Regions from separate parts of the Mus musculus genome. Here region 1 is linked to region 2. Evidence: chromatin loops called from intact Hi-C (ENCODE). Cell type or tissue: heart. All regions are shown on one strand. Each heading gives the region's core, and the rest is flanking DNA. Links, peaks and the distances in the headings are about the cores only. Region 1 holds the start of Nmnat1 (nicotinamide nucleotide adenylyltransferase 1). Region 2 overlaps Ube4b (ubiquitination factor E4B).

What was found. Peaks named below come from ENCODE experiments on the same cell type or tissue, not always from the same donor. Only the 100,000 strongest peaks of a DNase experiment are listed, where the experiment ranks them.
Region 1: a loop joins it to region 2, with 1.9 times the contacts of the local background. A loop is called at or near these places in 1 of 42 quality-filtered maps.

Annotation. Positions count from the first base shown.
Region 1 is chr4:149,482,682-149,487,071 of GRCm38, reverse strand. Nmnat1 (nicotinamide nucleotide adenylyltransferase 1) reads left to right here and starts at 1,862. Exons shown (of 5, transcript NM_133435.2): 1 at 1,862-1,963. It overlaps Tmem274 (transmembrame protein 274), which reads right to left. Exons shown (of 6, transcript NM_001366402.1): 6 at 3,733-3,809. The coding sequence ends at 3,733. Lzic (leucine zipper and CTNNBIP1 domain containing) reads right to left here and starts at 1,806. Exons shown (of 7, transcript NM_026963.6): 1 at 1,073-1,806; 2 at 212-320. The coding sequence starts at 312. In heart, for the core only: CTCF peaks have their summits at 992 and 1,833; a DNase peak (open chromatin) is centred at 1,851; H3K4me3 peaks cover 2,410 bases; H3K27ac peaks cover 1,550 bases.
Region 2 is chr4:149,412,761-149,417,150 of GRCm38, reverse strand. The region is part of intron 1 of Ube4b (ubiquitination factor E4B); the gene reads left to right. Among named protein-coding and RNA genes, the nearest start is that of Ube4b, 12 kb to the left of the region's middle. In heart, for the core only: a CTCF peak has its summit at 2,707 (motif pointing left); a DNase peak (open chromatin) is centred at 1,220; H3K4me3 peaks cover 244 bases; H3K27ac peaks cover 939 bases.

The sequences.
Region 1 (4,390 bases), core at 88-4,087, 70 kb before region 2:
TTATTTCCAGGAGCTTAAGTATTTTAAGTCTTCCATAGCTGAGGCTTTATGACTACAGAGCTTGACAAGTTTGCTTCTACAAACCAAGTGCTGTAAAATACTACAGAAGAGACCAAAGTCACACGCGGGCTTCAGGCTTGCATCCACGGAGCCTGACCTCTCTTCGTACAAACAAGTGTTTACGGAGTGAGAACATATAGTTATAACTTACCTGCATTCCTCCAGGTCTTGTAACTGCTGCATCAGTCTATCCAACTGCTCTTCTAAATTCTGCTTTAGTTTGCTTGTCTCTGTCTTTCCTCTGGAAGCCATTTTAATCACTGTAAGAACAATAAGCCCACATGAGTACACTGTATTTGGTTACTTGGGAAGATTCAACATATTGGTGCAATTCAAAATTAAGAAAATCTAAAATGCTGGGTGGCAGATTTCTGAGTTCGAGGCCAGCCTGGTCTACAGAGTGAGTTCCAGGACAGCCAGAACTACGCAGAGAAACCCTGTCTAGAACCACGCCCCCCAAAAAAAGAAAAAGAAAAAAGTAAATTATGAAAATGTAAAATGAAAAGAACATATTTTTTCTAAGATTACAGGTATGTGCTAACATGCCCAGACTTGTTTTTCTTCCCCCAGAACAGGGGATTGAATCCAGGCGCTCATTCCTGCTAAGCAAGGACTCTACCATTAAGATAAATCCCCTGCACAGTAAGTTATTACTGTTTAACACAAAAATTTATCTCTTCTTGGGGGAAATGGAGGAACCAGAATGCTACATATACGCTACGCCAGACTGCACTCCCAAGCTGCAATACAGTCTCAAAAGGCAAAGTTATTCTGAATAAATTTAAGGAAAAATAAAGGCTTGTACAACAAACAAACAAAAAAAAAAAAAACAAAAACAAAAAAAAAAAAACAAAGCAACAACAAAAAAACTTTAACCACACTACAGATTTAGACCAGAAAGATTTGACTCACTGGCACCACCTAGTATTGAATAAAAGTGATGCGTTTCCTTTGAGACTGCCGAAATGGCCAACACTGTCATCTGGAGTGGAATATATTCATTCACGCTCACCGGGGTTCCAGTATCCTGTCCCGTGCACGGTGCTCAAAACTCGCCAACTGTCGGAGCTCTGAGTGTCATCAATTTGAGGAAAGCGAAGTTGTCATAAAGTTTACCGGAGGCTCAAACTTCAAACCTCCTGGGGTGGAGCTGGCTAGAACAAGGTAAAACTGTTAAGAGTTTTATTTGCTGTGTCTGAACTTGGCCTACAGCTGTCCAGATCACTTCCCGCTAAGCAGACTGTAACTGAAATACGTTCTCCATTCCTAGGAAGACGCGGGAGAGGCCACTGAATCCCTGGGCTGTGCCTCCCGTAGCTTTTGCCGAGTCTCCTCTGGGTGAGGCCACAGCACTCGGGACTCGGCTTGAGGAAAACTGTCCAACTCAGACGCACGAGAAGGCAAGGGCAGAAAGCACACCTTCTCAGGGACGGAGGTGAGCAAAGCCCGGGCCCGGGACCACCGGAGCAAAAATAAGGCAGAGCCGGACCGCACGCTCGGATGCCGGCCTCCTCCCCGCGGACAGACGAACTCCAAGCTCCCGCCGAGGTGTGCAGGTCCCGCCAAGGCCGGGCTCCAGCAGGCCCGGTGGTCACCTGAGGAGGCGGGGAGTCCTACGCCTGCGAAACGCTTCTCCGTCCTCCCTGATCGGAAAACAGGACAACCTCCTTCGCCCTCCCGATCCCCGCCTGCCGCCCGCTAGCGGATCCCAGGGTTTGGAACCAGGGGCCCCGCCTACCTGACTCCCCGGCCTGGCGGACCGCATGGAGCGAGCACTTCCGCTGGATTCGCGCACTTCCGGCTGTGTGGGGCCAATGAGAGCAAGGCGGCGGTGTTCCCTGCGCTGGCGTCCGGGCCGAGGTTGTCTCCTGGAGGACTAGGGCCGTTTGGCCTTCAAGGCCTGGTAAGCAACCCACCGAGGTCCTAGGAGACGAGCCTGTGCGAGCGTTAGCCCGGTGACCCGTACTTTGCCAAGCAAGGGACAATGCACAATGGCTGGGCCTTTAGAGACTTTTGTAACGGTCCCTGGGGCCAGCTCTTCATAGTCAACTCTTGCCCTTTAGTTCTTGGAACCAAAAAGTTGGTAACTTTCCTGTGACCTTGGTGCAGGTCAGTTCCCCCACTTGGGGTGGCCTGGATTCTTCCTCTCTAGAGATTTCTTGAGAGCAGACGCCCATGAACTTAGAGGGATGTGGGTGAGAGGCAATGGGGGAAAGCCAGTGCTGAGAAGGACATTCCCTTTTAGTCGTTTCCAAATCTGGGAAAGAGCAAGCCCACACAGCCTTTGAGAACCAGTTAAATTGCTGCTGAGTGGACTGTAAACTGTTACCAGGGAGCTGAGTGGAGAAAGGGCTATGCCAGCCCTTTGGGACCCAGATCCTGAGTCCCAAATGTCGGATATTGAGCTACACTGTTGGATTCTGGGTTTGCTTAATTGTGATTATTCCTATTCTCTGGTTCTGCCCTTTTGGGATTAGAAAGTATGAAACTTATTTTGATTTTACAGGAGCTCATGATTAAAAGACTTGGACTTTTAAAGAGACTCGGAACTTTAAAAGTTTTGAAATTTTGAAAGACTGAGAATTTTGAAAGTTGGTCTATGCTTTTGTTTTATAATGTTAACAGGGACTTTGGAGACAAGAAATCGAAAGGTTATAGCTTACAGTGATGCCTTTGTGAAGTTGAAGGGGGGGGGGTGTTAGAAGTTCATAGTTAAGCCGGGCGTGGTGGCGCAGGCCTTTGATCCCAGCACTCGGGAGGCAGAGGCAGGTGGATTTCTGAGTTCGAGGCCACCCTGATGTACTGGGCTGTATAAGAAAGCCAGCTTCCTAGGTGCTGGGCATTGGCACTAAAGAGGCAGAGATGGAATGATATCTCTGAGTTCAGGGCCAGTCTGGTCTACAGACTGAGTTTAAGCCAGGAGGCAGCAGCATTCATTCCTCAGTAGTGTCTGCTTCAGGTTCCTCCTAGAGCCCGTGCCCCAATTCTTTCAGTGATGGACTGACCTGGAAGTATAAGGCAAAAGAACCCTTCCTCCCCAAGTTGCTTTTGGTCAGAGTGTTTTGTCACAGCAGCAGAGTGAGGCTCAGACACTGGCTATATGTTCTACAAAATAATTGGCTGTAGTAATATGAAAGATTGTTGTAACCCATAAAGAGATTCTCTTTATCCAAAAGTTCCCACAACGTAAAGAATGTATAGATTGATCTTGGTGAGATCTTAGGTCTGCACGACTGTTTTCCTGTGAAGCTTCACTTTGCTGAGATGAGCGATTTCTTTTGACAATGTCCACTTCTGCCGGTGTCATCGGCTCAGATTCTAATGTCCCTATTTTATAAGATCCGAGGTTTATAGGAAGTCATTGTAGCAATCTTGAGAGTATTGTGTAGACACTCACTCCTCCTTCGTATGAAGGTGTTTTTAATGGCGATCCTGTGGTATCAGTTGACCAATCGTTTCCCGCTTCTTCAGCACTCATTAAGCAACTTCTATGATGGCTAGTCTTGGCATGCTTTTTGCGTGGTTATGATGTGCAGCAGACATTTTATGTAGAAATGGCAGCTAGGTCATCTTGTGAGATGCTTGACGGTACACAGTGGTAATGCTGGGGCGGACTCAGTCAGCCCAGGTGTGTAAATGAGGCAGGAAACCAGCAGGACCTATGGGCTAGCTTCAGACTGTTGGCTTAGCATCTGGTCTTGGGCAGGTCACTTTGGACAGCCAGATGAGCCCCATGCCAGAAAAAAGCACTGCAGGACAGAGCACAGTGTCTAATAAGGTGGAGCAGGACTCAGGTGAGAAGGATGCTTTTAAAAACGTATTCCTTCAAAAGTTCATACACAAGGGGATGGCATATATAAATGTTTGTTGATCGTGTTCCCGCAGTACTGCCTTACCCCCTCTCCCACCTCAAAACCTTTCTTCCCCAACACATCCCACCCAACTTCCATGACTTTTTTTTGTTTTGTTTTCTTTGTGGCCTAGAGGCTTTAATTAATGTTGCCTGCATAAATGGGGGGTGAGGAGGTGTGTGAGCAAGGCGCCTTACCAGTGCCTACAACCAAAGAAAAATCTGACTCCCTCTCCAGCTACCATTAACTGCCAATAGTGTGCACCCTGGGGAGGGAAGGGGTGAGGCCTTATGAGCCCCCTCCTCTGGCCATGATGACGGGATGTTAAGAGGCCCAGTCCTGTGCAGATCCAATGCAGCTAACTAAAGCTGCTGTGGAAGATCTAACTTTGAGACAGGGTTTCTCTATTACATAGTTCCTAGAACTCATTAGGTAGACCAGGCTAGCCTCCGACTCACAGAAAACCACCTGTCTCCATC
Region 2 (4,390 bases), core at 309-4,308:
TTTGGGAACCAGGATGGCTGTGGGGTTGAGTTGAGGGTGCCAGAGGACTCAGATGGCTGTTGATTCTAAGTCTGGGTAGGAGGCAAAAGGCTGGTGTGGCAACATACAGCTTCATCTCATGGCAATGTATGTCTGCATTTAGTCAGAGAGGAGAGGGAAGGAGGTCATACTTTGTCACGCACAGCCTAGATGTTGCACATAGCTTTGGTTGGTTGCCTCTCTCTGGGCAGAGCCTTGGCCACTTGTTGGGAATGCTGAGAAACAGTTGTCATTGGGCAACTGCCTGCTCAGCCAAAAGTTTTCATGTGAGAAAGAGAAGACAGTGACCTTCCTGGTTAGCCCCTTCTGAAACCCCACCGCCCTGAGGAAGAAAACCCAAGGAAACTGTAGAGTCCAGGACCCTTACGTGGGTGAAGGCACCAGTTCTCTCCCTCCCGCCCTTCCCCTCGTGTGCTGTGGGAGGGCTAGGGTGTTGGAAATAAAGACGCCCGCCCATTGAAAGAGGATAGACTGTAGCCCTTGGGGCAAACTCCTTCTGGACCCGCCAGGGCCACCAGTGCGGGCTTTCTGCCCTGGTGTGGTTCCTGATATCCCAGGCAGCAGCCCTGCTTCTGGGTACTTTGGTGGCACCTCCTTGTCCCTGGTTGTCCTAGTTAGGGTTTCAGTTGTTCCGATGAAATACCATGACCAAAGCAACGTGGGTTTATTTCAGTTTACACTTCCAGGGAATGCTTTATCTCTGACGGAAGTCAGGGCAGGAACTCAAACAGTGCAGGAACCTAGCTCTTCCTGGCTTGCTCAGCCTGCTTTTTTATAGAACTCAGGACCCCCACAAAGGCTTGTTCCCTCCCCCATCAATCACAATCAATCAAGACAGTACAGGCTTCCCTCCATCCCAGTTTTATGGAGGCATTTTCTGAATTGGGGTTCTCCTCTGAGATGGCTGAAACTATCCAGCACACTTGTTACTGTCTCTATTCTTGGGCAAAGTCTGAAGCTGGCCCAGACACCTCCTCTTCATGAGATGGCGTTTTCTCCAGAGTCCATCCCTTGAGTGCTGACGAGGTTGTTTTTTCTGGTCTGAGTAAACCTGCCCTGTGCACAGGCATTCCTTAGGCAGATCATAGTGCCTTTTATACTTGAATGCTGATTGGCCTCATGCGTGGAACTACTTCCTTACAGTGGCGTGAAGCCAGGAAATAATTAGATCTGAATCGTCCCCGCAGCTGCCCTACAGTTACAGGCTGTGTCGGCGTGTCAGCTGTTTTTTATGGTGACATGGACAGGACACGGTGTATGGCGTGGCATGGCATGCATGTGGAGGTCAGAGACCACTTGCTAGAAATGGTTCTTTCCCGCTGCTTTCTGGGAGCCAGGGAACAAGCTTGGGAGCAAGTACTTCTGCCTGTTCAGCCGCCTTACAGGCCCCGGTGTCATTATTCTTACCAGATGTTTATTGAAGCTTAATAAGGATCACCTGCTTTCTGCTCTGCTGCATCTGTGCCCATGCTGACCCCAAGTCAAGGTCATACATATAACTTCCGGGTCCAAGATCTGTGTGGTAGTTATGGTGGTGATTAGCTGATAGAGCAGACAGTCCAGAATAATAATGGCCTAAGCAAGATAGAAGCATAGCTTTGGCTTTTGTGTGTGTACGCGCTATCTGTGTCTTTGTTTCTTATTTATTTATTATGAGTATACTGTAGCTGTCTTCAGACACCCCAGAAGAGGGCATCAGATGCTACTACAGATGGTCGTGAGCCACCATGTGGTTGCTGGGAATTGAACTCAGGACCTCTGGAAGAGCAGTCAGTGCTCTTAACCACTGAGCCATCTCTCCAGCCCCTGTGTGTTTCTTATAGGTGTGTGTAGATGTGTAAGTGCCTCTGCAGGCCAGAGGTCAAGGTTCAGTGTCTCAGTCTCCTTTGTAAGTCATGTTTTTTTAAAGATGTGTCTCTGAATCTGGAGCTCACTGATTGGCTAGATTGCCTGGCCAGTGAGCTCTAGGGATGCAGGTGGCTCTACTCCCTCCCTAAGTATTGGGCCTAAGTATGCATGCCTGGGGAGCCACAGCACAGCATCCGTGGAGTAATTCTCTTCTTTCACCTTTACGTAGGCTTGAACTCAGGTTGTCAGAGCTACATAGCAAGTGCTGAGGGACAGATGTAGAGGTGACTATGGGATTTGGGATTTGGCAGCGCAGTGATCCACGACCTTAATAGGACAAGTTGGCCTAAGTCAGAAGAAAATGGGTGGGGGAGCTAGGAAGCCACTTGTGGCTATTGATGGGAGCCATAGGTTTAACTGAGGGTTTGGAGGGTAGGTTTTTTTACATTTTATTTTTCCCTATTATTATTACTATTATTTTGTTTGTTTGTTTGTTTTTCGAGACAGGGTTTCTCTGTATAGCCCTGGCTGTCCTGGAATTCACTCTGTAGACCAGGCTGGCCTCGAACTCAAATCCACCTGCCCTTGCCTCCCGAGTGCTGGGATTAAAGGTGTGCGCCACCACGCCCAGCTATTTTTCCCTATTCTAATCACTACTTTTGTCTTTTTTTAAAAAAGTTAAAATGGGGCTAAGGGGAGACGGCTCATTGGTTAAGAGCACTGGTTCCAGAGGATGGGGGTTTAATTTCTAAGAACTACACAGTGGCTTATAATCCTGTATCATTTCATTTCAGGGGATCTAATGCCCTCTTCTGGCCTCTGTAAGCACCTGATACACTTAGACACATAAAATTAAAAAGAAGATTAAACTGGGCCAATGTCTTTATTGTTTCCAGCAGGTTTGACTCAGTGTTTACTGTTTCTCTCCTTTCCTTTGAGGTAGGAAGTCAATGTGACATTGGCTTGCTTTCTGAGACAGTGTTTTACTATGTAGCCTTGTTTGGACGAGAACCAGAACTCAGTATATAGACCATCATAGTACATGTCTGAATTTAGAAACGTCAGCTTGGGTGGTGCATGCTCCTAGTTGCAGCTCTTGGAAGGGGAAAGCGAGGCAGGCTGTTACAACAACAAACATAAGGCTGGTGATAAACATGGACGTGGTGGACATCTGATTATTATTAATCCATTTAATTTCAGCAAATAGGTACTGCATGCCTTCTCAGTCAGGGTTGCTCATACTGAGATCAGGGATAAGGGAGTCCTGGTCCAGCAGTGAGCTCGTGTGGTAAGTAGATGTGAGGAGCTGCTGTGGATGTGTGGAGCAGTTCATCTCAGTGGGAATGGTGGGAATGGGTGGGGACAGGAGCGGCATGGGTACACAGAATGGGCCACGGAGGATAAAATGTGTCAGCTCTGTCCTCCTGGGGCAAACTGGTCATTCTTTTGAAATTGCTTAGAGGTGTTGATCTGAGATGGTGTGTGTTTGGTTTTGTTTTTTGAGGCAGGGTTGTCTTAGGTTGAGCCCAGACTGGCCTCAGGTAGGTGCCTCAGTCTAAAAGTGTGTACCATCATGCCTGGGTCTGAAAGGCTTTTTTATTTTTTTATTTTATTTATTTATTTATTTATTTATTTTTTTTTTTACAAAACGGTGCACTGCTGCTTTTTGTATATATTTTTAATAGATTTATTTATTTACCTTATTTACATGGGTACACTGTCGCTGTCTTCAGACACACCAGAAGAGGGCGTCAGATCCCATTACAGATGGTTGTGAGCCACCATGTGGTTGCTGAGAATTGAACTCAGGACCTCTGGAAGAGCAGTCAGTGTTCTTTGTTTTGTTTTGTTTTGTTTTGATTTTTCGAAACAGGGTTTCTCTGTGTAGCTCTGGCTGTCCTGGAACTCACTCTGTAGACCAGGCTGGCCTCGAACTCAGAAATCCACCTGCTTCTGCCTCCCGAGTGCTGGGATTAAAGGTGTGTGCCACCACCGCCCGGCCCAGTCAGTGTTCTTAACCACTGAGCCATCTCTCCAGCTCCTAAGATGTGATCATGAGGCTCAGGTAACCCCACCTCACTGTACCATTCCAGCAGCAGCAGCAGCAGTTGAGCTGAGGGGGAGGGTTTGAGAGAAGGAAAAGGCATTTCATTAAAATTTGGTTTTCTAGGCTGGAGAGATGGCTGAGTGGTTAAGAGCACCCACTGCTCTTCCAGAGGTCCTGAGTTCAATTCCCAGCAACCACATGGTGGCTCACAACCATCTGTAAAGGGATCTGATGCCCTCTTCTGGTGTGTCTGGAAACAGCTACAGTGTACTCATATAAATAAAATAAATCTTTTTTAAAAATTTGTTTCCTGTCCTTAATCCAGGTTCTGTGGCCTTGACTGGCCTGCTCACTGATGTGTCTCCACTGGAACATAGGCTCCCAGCTCATGCTCATTGTTAGCCTCTTTCTAGCACAGGGCTGGGCACAGAATGGCCCATGATAAATGTTTTTATG